Regions from separate parts of the Homo sapiens genome. Here region 1 is linked to region 2. Evidence: chromatin loops called from intact Hi-C (ENCODE). Cell type or tissue: Caco-2. All regions are shown on one strand. Links, peaks and the distances in the headings refer to the core of each region. The heading gives the core; the rest is flanking DNA. Region 1 has its middle 120 kb from the start of MIR4300HG. Region 2 overlaps MIR4300HG (MIR4300 host gene).

The links. Peaks named below come from ENCODE experiments on the same cell type or tissue, not always from the same donor. Only the 100,000 strongest peaks of a DNase experiment are listed, where the experiment ranks them.
Region 1: a loop joins it to region 2, with 19 times the contacts of the local background. A loop is called at or near these places in 3 of 110 quality-filtered maps.

What each region holds. Positions count from the first base shown.
Region 1 is chr11:82,520,982-82,525,379 of GRCh38, reverse strand. No RefSeq gene overlaps it. Among named protein-coding and RNA genes, the nearest start is that of MIR4300HG, 120 kb to the right of the region's middle. In Caco-2, for the core only: no CTCF peak of the experiment used is centred there; a DNase peak (open chromatin) is centred at 2,101.
Region 2 is chr11:82,312,599-82,316,996 of GRCh38, reverse strand. All of the region lies in intron 3 of MIR4300HG (MIR4300 host gene), which reads left to right. Among named protein-coding and RNA genes, the nearest start is that of MIR4300HG, 89 kb to the left of the region's middle. In Caco-2, for the core only: a CTCF peak has its summit at 1,718 (motif pointing left); a DNase peak (open chromatin) is centred at 1,706.

The DNA.
Region 1 (4,398 bases), core at 122-4,121, 210 kb before region 2:
AAAGCATTAGTTCAGGTAATAGCAGCTTATTAGCATTTATTCTTCCATGTTAAAAATATACACTCCTTTAAGGACAGTGACAGCTATGTAATTTTTGGGGCCCAATGCAAAATAAACATGTGAAGCCCTAGCAGGGCATAGTAGTCAATCTCTTCTTCTCCTGTGTCTTCTGCCCTAATCAGTAGTGAAGGGCAACCGCTAAAGGTTTTCAACCTCCTTTCAGGAACTTGCCTGGTACCAGGATTGGGGATGGGTGGGGGACCATCTCCAAATTACCTCTAAACTCCCTGTGGTGTTGCTAGCCCAGAGCAGAGATGGTTGCTGACTTACTCTACTACCAGACACCACCCCACAATGCAGACCTTCACCTTGCCTGTACCAAGGCCCCTGAAGGAGGTGGAGGGGGGTGGAGAGAACTGGGCCTTGAGACCTTTTGTTGGAGGTCAACAGCAGGCTGGGGTGGGAAAAGAAGGATCAGGGATGATGTGGGATAGGGACAAAGGGACTGAAGAGGAAGCCTGAGAATATGTTGAGGAAGTGAGGAAGTGGCAGGAGGGAGGACCCTGTGTGAGCTGATGCATCAAGCTCCCACCAGCCCATGCTCCATTGTCCCATCATGCTTTACTTTAAAAAGCCAATTCAAAGACAAAATTATTAAAAATTTCAAGACAATTGCTGTAGAGCATTAAACCCCAAGTGCATGGGCCCTTATGAGCATGGAGCCCTGCAGGACTGCACAGGTTGCAAACCCAAGAAACAGGCTCTGTTTAAAGAACTATTCTTCGTTGTTGCTGATGAACCAGGCAGCATGGAGTTTTCAGGGGGGGAATGTGGAAGCTAGAGAAGCAGTTGTTAGGCTTTGGGAAACACACCTCGCTAGAGCTCTGGCTCCCTCATCTCCTGGTAGCTAACCTCTGACAAGCCATTTCTCTTCTCCTGGTACAGTTAATCTGCCTCTCTAAAATGGGGAATCTAAGGCAGAAAATCTAAGTGTGTCTGTGTGTGTAAGTTCAAGGTCACACAACTAAACACTGGCAGGGAGGCTCATCCTTACCCTGTATAACTCCAAAATCCATACTATTTGCCTATATGATTTTGTCTTCTTAGGCAATAATGTCAGTGGTTATTAACCCTTTAGTGTGTTGAAACTTTGACAAGTTAGTGAACTCCACAAATCTGCCATGAAGAATAATAAAGCACATGGAAAGCCATTTTACATAAAATTTCAGGGGGTTTACAGAGCCGATATGGTGTGGGTCTGTGTCTCTGCCCAAATCTGATGTCAAATTATAATCCCCAGTGTTGGAAGTGGGGCCTGGTGGGAGGTGATTGGATCATGGGGGTGGATTTCCACCTTTGGTGCTATTCTCATGATAGTGAGTGAGTTATTTTGAGATCTGTTTGCTTAAAAGTGTGTAGCACCTTCCCCCTCTTCTCTCTTCCTCCTGCTCAGGACATGTAAAGATGCCCCAGATTCCCCTTTGACTTCCACCATTATTGTAAGTTTCCTGAGGCCTCCCCAGCCATGCTTCCTGTGCAGCCTGCAGAACCATGAGCCAATTAAACGTCTTGTCTTTATTAATTACCAAGTCTCAGCTATTTCTTTATAGTATTACCCATTGCCAGAACAGACTAATACAGAGCCCCTGAAGCCTATCTATGAACCAGGGTGAAAGCCCTGAAGAAGTGAAAATGCCTCCCATATTGCCTGAGGGATGAGGCTTTCAATTGGGATGTACTGAGTTTGTACTGGCTGCGTTGCAGAGTGCTACATTCTCTTTCTCATTAATTTCATAGACTGTCTCGGACAAAGTATTCTTTTCTGGCTCCTGGTTTTTTCCTGCCTTATTTTTGTGGTAGCAACACATTTTCTTCACTGAATTCTCCGCAGGGAGATCTCCCTGCCTTATGCACAGTCTGTTAGGAACAAGTCATCCTTTTTGAAGAAAAACAAGAGCAGTCTTTTGAAATGAATCCCTTTAAAGGACATCTGGTGTGACATTAAGCTTCATTCCTTTCTGGTCGAGAGAGCCACAATCACACAGGCTGGGTGTGTGCGGGATGCAACTTTCACAACTCCAGTCACTGCTGTAGGCAGCACAGGGCCCCACAGATGGCGTCAGTAGCCCAAAGATGAAGTCTGGAGGCAAAAGCCTGTGTGTTTCAGGCTTGGCAATGTATTATTTATGAAGGGAAATTAACTTTGAAATCTTCTTAGTTTGCCCCCAGCAATATACACAGGAAACCTGATTTTCTCAGTACAAGGTAATAAATAGTCCTTCTAACAAATTAGATGAATTCTGATGTCTGTTTTCTGGTACTTTGTAGTTATGGGTATTTGGCTTCTTTTTTGTTATTAATATTAAAAATATCCCTGCTTTACAGAGAAGAATGTCTAAGTGGGCTTGTGAAGTCTTGGGAGGAGAGGGACAAAAAATTAAAATCCTGATGAAATGCAAAAGACTCAGTCTGGAAATTTTGTATTGTTGCTTAAAAGCTAATTTTCAGCTCTTTTCACGTTCATTGTTGTAGTCAGTTCATATGCAGTGTGGCGGAAAGAGTATTCTGCTTTAGAGTCAGGCAAATCTGAATCTGAATCTGATTTTTTTTTTTTTTTTTTTTGCCATTTGGAAGTTGTGTGATTCTAGGTGAGTTACTTAAATTTCCTGAAACTTAGTTTCTTCATGTGCAAAATGGGTTTATGATACCTAGTTTATAGAGTGGTTGTGCACACCATGTGAGTCATATAAACTAGATGGTGCAGGGTGAACATTCAATAGATACTAAATCTATTCCTTTTTATAAACATGTTGCTGGCCTGAAGATATTGCAGATTACCTATATTCATAATATCTGTGAGACAGTTTTCAAGTGAGAATTTGCCTGAAATAAATGTTTGGATATTACTTGAGAAGAAAAGGATAGAGAAGTAACTATGTTTCCAGAAGGTAATTAAAATTTTATACAATGGCAGATGAACATGGAAGACAAGTGCCATATGAGTCATGTGGGTCTGGAAAGTAAATTCTGCCAACATAATATCACAAATAAGACCAAGGACTGGGAATGTCTTCTTAGAATAACAGTTAATTTTGCACCATGGTAGAGCAATCACTTATGACTGGGTCATATCTCAGCTCCACTAGTTCCTAATTATGCAACTTGGGGCAGGTTGCACATAACCTCTCTGAACCTCAGTTTCCACATATGTAAAATGTAGATGGCATCATTATTTTCCTATTCCATGAGAAAAGGATTGTCTTGAGGGTTAAACAAGCTAGTATGTAATAGCAACTTAGGCCAGTGTTAAGCAAATGGTAAGCAGTTCTTTTTGATGTTTTTGCTGTTATACATGAGGATGTTGCAGTGGATAAGCCGAAAGATCTGTTGCTAGAAAATCTAGGATCCAGTTTTTGTTCTGGTCACTTAATGACAATGTGAATCTGGAAAAATCATTGACTTGGTTTTTTCTTTGATCAAATGCTTATCATCATGGTAATAATCCCTACACCAGCCCCCTCAGAGGATTTTCCTGAGCATTGGCTATAGCCTAATGTAGCTGTAATTCAGAGATGTGGACGGATGCGCTGAAAATCTTATTAGGAGAAGCCATGTCAAAGGAAGCCTGAGGTGACTGTCTTAAAAAGAGGAACAGCTGCACAGGAAAAAGACGCTTATGAGCTAAGAACAACTGGATGGCATCCAGAAGGGGGAAAAAACCTGTGATTACTCTGTGTTCCTTTCACAAGGAGGAAATGAAAGAAGAACAACATCTTCTAAAATGACCCAGGGAATCATGTGCACAACTGACACCATGCCACAGACAGTAATCAGGGAGAGCTGTGGGAGGAGAAATCCAGACAGTGCCTAAAACTGAGGCTCTGGGAAAAAAGACACAAGAAGCTGCCTCTTTCCTCAGCCTTCTGAGTGAAGTGAAGGACATAGATGGAAGTTTAGGCAGCTTGGGGGATTTTGGGAATCTGTGCAACACTACCAACTTGACCATTGTTTTATATGATTTCTGAACTTTATATTTGTCTTGAGGTAAATTTGTGGTTAGAAGATATTTCTGATGTTTCAGGTATTTCCAGGAGGGGTAGAGGTGGTGACATCCACAGCAAAGGTCATATACCATGCAATTAATGTTCCTAAGCATTGGCCTGGCTATAAGATACTATAAGATATCAACATGCTTTGGAAACTGTAAAAGGGGCATTCAAACATTTGTCATAAGCATAGCTGTGATTGCTATGTCTTGAGTGGCAGCATGATAAAGTAGATGGAACATAATTTTGAAATCAGCTATCTTTGGGTCTGAATCTTGTCTCAGACACTCCCTGGTGGTAGGTGTAAGTTGGGAGAAAATAAATTCTAGGTGATGGGGCAATGTATAAGTAA
Region 2 (4,398 bases), core at 150-4,149:
TCATCCAGATATTAAGCCTAGTAGTACCCATTAGTTATTTTTCCTGATCCTCTCACTCCTCCCATCCTCTACCCTCCAATAGGCCCTTTCCCCACATTTTTTCTTTGTATCTAAGATCTATTTGGACATGATAGATCCGTTTGATGTTCCCTGAAGAAATGTACTTTCTATCATGCACACATGGACGCACATGGACATGAACATATACATATTCTCATTTTCTGAATGATTTGAGAGTAAATTGGAGAGACATCATGGTTATTTCTAAATACTTTAGCATGTGTATCCTAAGTACAAGTAAAAACCATAATATACTTATTTAATTAAGAAGATGTAACAATGATACAACACTATTACATAATCCATAGTACAAATTCAAATTCCATCAATTGTCTCAATAGCATTCTTTTTTGTTTTTATTTTTACCAAGTTCAAGATACAATCTTATAATGTAGATTCCATTTAGTTGTCGTGTCTTCTTTGTCTGCTTTATTCTGAAACAGTTCCACAAACTTTCTTTGTCTTTCTTGACCTTGACAGTTGTGAAGAACATGTGAAAGTTTTTTTTTTAAATGTTTTCAATTCGCATTTATATAATATTTTCCAATGCTTAGATTCATGTTATAAACTTTTGGTAGAAATGACAAGATACGATGTTGTGTGATTCTCAGTACATCATCTCAGAAGACTAAATGGTGTTAGTTTATCCCAATCACATTTATGTTAACATTAATTACTTGATTAAAGTGTTGTCTATCAGATTTCTGCGCTATAAAGTTAGTATTATTTTCTTTGTAACTAAAAAAGTACTTTGTGAGGAGATACTTTGACATTATGTAAATAACCATTCCTCAATAAACTTTCTCTCAATGAATTTTAGCAGTCATTGATAATTTTTGAAAATCATATTTTTTTTTTTAAATATAGTGTTTCATCTTCTACAATATGAGCCTTTCCTTTTTCCTTCCTTTTCTTTCAGTGTAGACTTATGGGTTTCTCCTGTATTCAACTTCTTGGGGAAGTTTCAGCCGTAATTCCTTCAAATACTTTTTCAGTATTCTTTCTCTTCTTTAACTCCAATGAAATGAATATTAGATCTTTTGTTATTGTCTCTTAAATTCCTCAGAATCTGTTCATACTTTTTTCTCTGTTGATTAGATTACATAATTCTTACTGATTTATAATCAAGTTTACTGGCTCTTTTTACTGTCAATTACATTCTGCTATGGAGTACATTTAGTGAGTTTTTTTCTTTAATTTCAGTTATTGGATTTTTCAGCTCTTGTATTTTAATTTTTGTCTTCATATGTTTTTAGTTGCTGAAACATTCTCTTTTAACATTTGTTTCAAAAATATTTGAAATTGCTCATTTGGTTTTTATAAGGGCTCCTTTAAAATCTTTTGATGATAATTGCCATATTTGAGTCATCTTGACTTTGGCATCTGCTGAGTGTCTTTTCCCATGAGAGTTTAACCTTTCAAGGTTGAGGAATTTTTAATTGAATCCTGGACATTTTAAATATTATGTCAAGAGTCTGGGTCTTAATTTAAATGCTGTGGAAAATGTTGATGTTTTTGTTTTAGCAGGCAATTTATCCAGTTAGGTTCATGCTGCATGTTCCAAACCTGCTTCTGTGCGCTGGGATTCCAAAGTCAAACTGCGAAGCCTTTGTAGAGCGCTTCACATCTGTTTCCAAGTGCACCACCCAGTGGACAGTCTGGGTCCTGGGCAGTAGTTTACCTGTAGTTTAGTTCTCAAACTTTTAGGTATGTTAGTTAGGTTCCCATCATGGCATGGGTGAGCCCAGAGCTCATAAACAACTTTATGAGGCCACTTGCCCAGGCTCCTCTTTGTAATCTCCCTAGTACTGTGATTCCCAGGTGCTCTCTTTTACAGCGTGGTCCCATCCTGTTGGAACTGCTTCCTCAGTAAAGGGAGAGGAAAACTAGACTGCCTCAGAGTTTTGGCTCCTGTGGCCTTCCATTATGGGTGGCTGTCTTCCACTCTTACCCGCATCCCCATGGGATTACTTGGGAGTTGGAGTATGAGAAATGGAGGGAAAAAAGAAGAAAATAGGGTGATTTCTGCACTCTTTCTGTGGGTATGAGAATTTCCTTCTAGGTCCTCCTTCCAGAACAGGAGGGGTTTCCCTAGAGCTCTTTCTGTAGTGCAGTACTTACCTCAGGGTTTGAAGCTGTGTTAAATTCAGGCCAGATAACTCTGGAGGAAAACTTCGCAAATGTGCTTTTTCCATCTTGCGTGGACCACACCTCCTGTTTCATTTGATATGTGCTATTGGAAGGAGTTTAAGAAGGTTGGGGTTCATAGTAGGACAAATAGACAGCACAGAGTGTCCAGAGTTAAGAGGTAAGGCTGAGAGGCAGTTAGCAACCTGGGTAGAGACTTATAAACTATAAGGAATAGGGCTTCTTAGATGTGGCTCTTGGTTTTGAGTCTCCTAGAATATTTTTAAAAATTCATAAAAAAAGTTTACAGTTACATTGTATTTTAAATTATTTTTACTGGCAAAGTGGTGATCTTATGGTAAAAAAAACAAGTAGCAATAGTCTCATGTGATGATTTTAAGAAATATGAGACCTTATACAAATGTGCACAGTGGCCCAAATAGCTTTGTTTGTTTTTATTTTAAGTTCAGGGATACATGTGCAGAATGTGCAGGTTTGTTACATTGGTATACATGTGCCATGGTGGTTTGCTGAACCTATCAACCCATCATCTAGGTTTTAAGCCTTCCATGCATTAGGTATTTGTCCTACTGTTTTGCCTTCCCTTGCCCCTCACCCCCGAGAGGTCTTGGTGTGTGATGTTTCCCTTCCTGTGTCCATGTGTTCTCATTGTTCAATTCCCACTTATGAGTTGGAACCATAGCATAAAAAACTATAACATAAAAAAAAAACAACATAACATAAAACCAAAACATGCAGTGTTTGGTTTTCTGTTCCTGTGTTAGTTTGCTGAGAATGATGGCTTCCAGCTTCATCCATGTCCCTGCAAAGGACATGAACTCATCCATTTTTATGGCTGCATAGTATTCCATGGTATATATATATATATGTCACATTTTTTTTATCCAGTCTATCATTGATGGGCATTTGGGTTGGTTCCAAGTCTTTGCTTTTGTAAATAGTGCTGCAATAAGCATATGCGTGCATATATCTTTATAGTAGAATGGATTTATAATCCTTTGGGTATATATCCAGTAATGAGATTAATGTGTCAAGTGGTATTTCTGGTTCTAGATCCTCGAGGATTCACCACTTGGTCTTCCACAGTGGTTGAGCTAATTTACACTCCCACCAACAGTGTAAAAGTGTTCCTATTTCTCCACAGCCTCACCAGCATCTGTTGTTTTCTGACTTTAAATAATTGCCATTCTAACTGGCACGAGATGGTATATCCTTGTGGTTTTGATTTTCATTTCTCTAATGATCAGTGATGATGAGCTTTTTTTCTATATGTTTGTTTGGCCAAATAGCTTTCTCACCTGGACTCTCTCTTGCTGTGCTTGGTCCATCTAACACAATTGCGTGCTGTATCTGGAGACTAGTGGAAACTATTGAAAGATTTTAGTGAGTGCATTGGTACTATGAAAGAGTATTTTGTTGGCACGTGGGAGGATACATGGAGAGAGAAAAAGTAGATGTGGAAACATCAGTTATCAGGCTATTAGTGTAATCCAGACAGTGATACACAGTATAATGCCCCTCAAAGATATCCAAGTCCTAATCCCTGGAAATTGTGACTGTTTTACATAGCGAAAGGGACATTGTAGGTGTGATTAAGTTAAGGACTTTGGAATGTGGAGATTAACTTGGATTATTTTCGTGGCACAATCTAATCATATGAGCCCTTAAAAATAGAGAATCTTTGTTAGCTGTGGTCAGAGAAAGATACAGGAATACAAATCTGGGCCAGATGCTATACTGGTGGCTTTGAAGACTGATGAAGGGGACCGTGAGCCAAAAAATGCTGGTAGTTTCTAGTGGAAGAGGCAAACAAAATAAAACAAGACAAAACAAAACAAAAACAAAACAACAACAACAAAAAACCCCACACCCAGATTCACTCCTAGAACCAACAGAAAGAAACACGTCCCTTCTGATTCCTTGATTCTAGCTCAATAAAAACCTGTCAGGCTTCTGACCTACAAAATTGTAAGAAAATAAATTTGTGTTCTTCTATGCCACTAAGTTGATAGTAATTTGTTATGGTAGCACTAGAAAACTGTGTATAAGTGTACATTGATAGTGAACTGAACAAGTCTATTAGCACTCAAATGGGGAAAAGCAGACCAATGTAAAAGATATTTGGGAGGTAGAATTGATGGGACTTGGTGATAGAAAATGTGTAAGAGGTGGAGAGAGGGCAATGAGTAG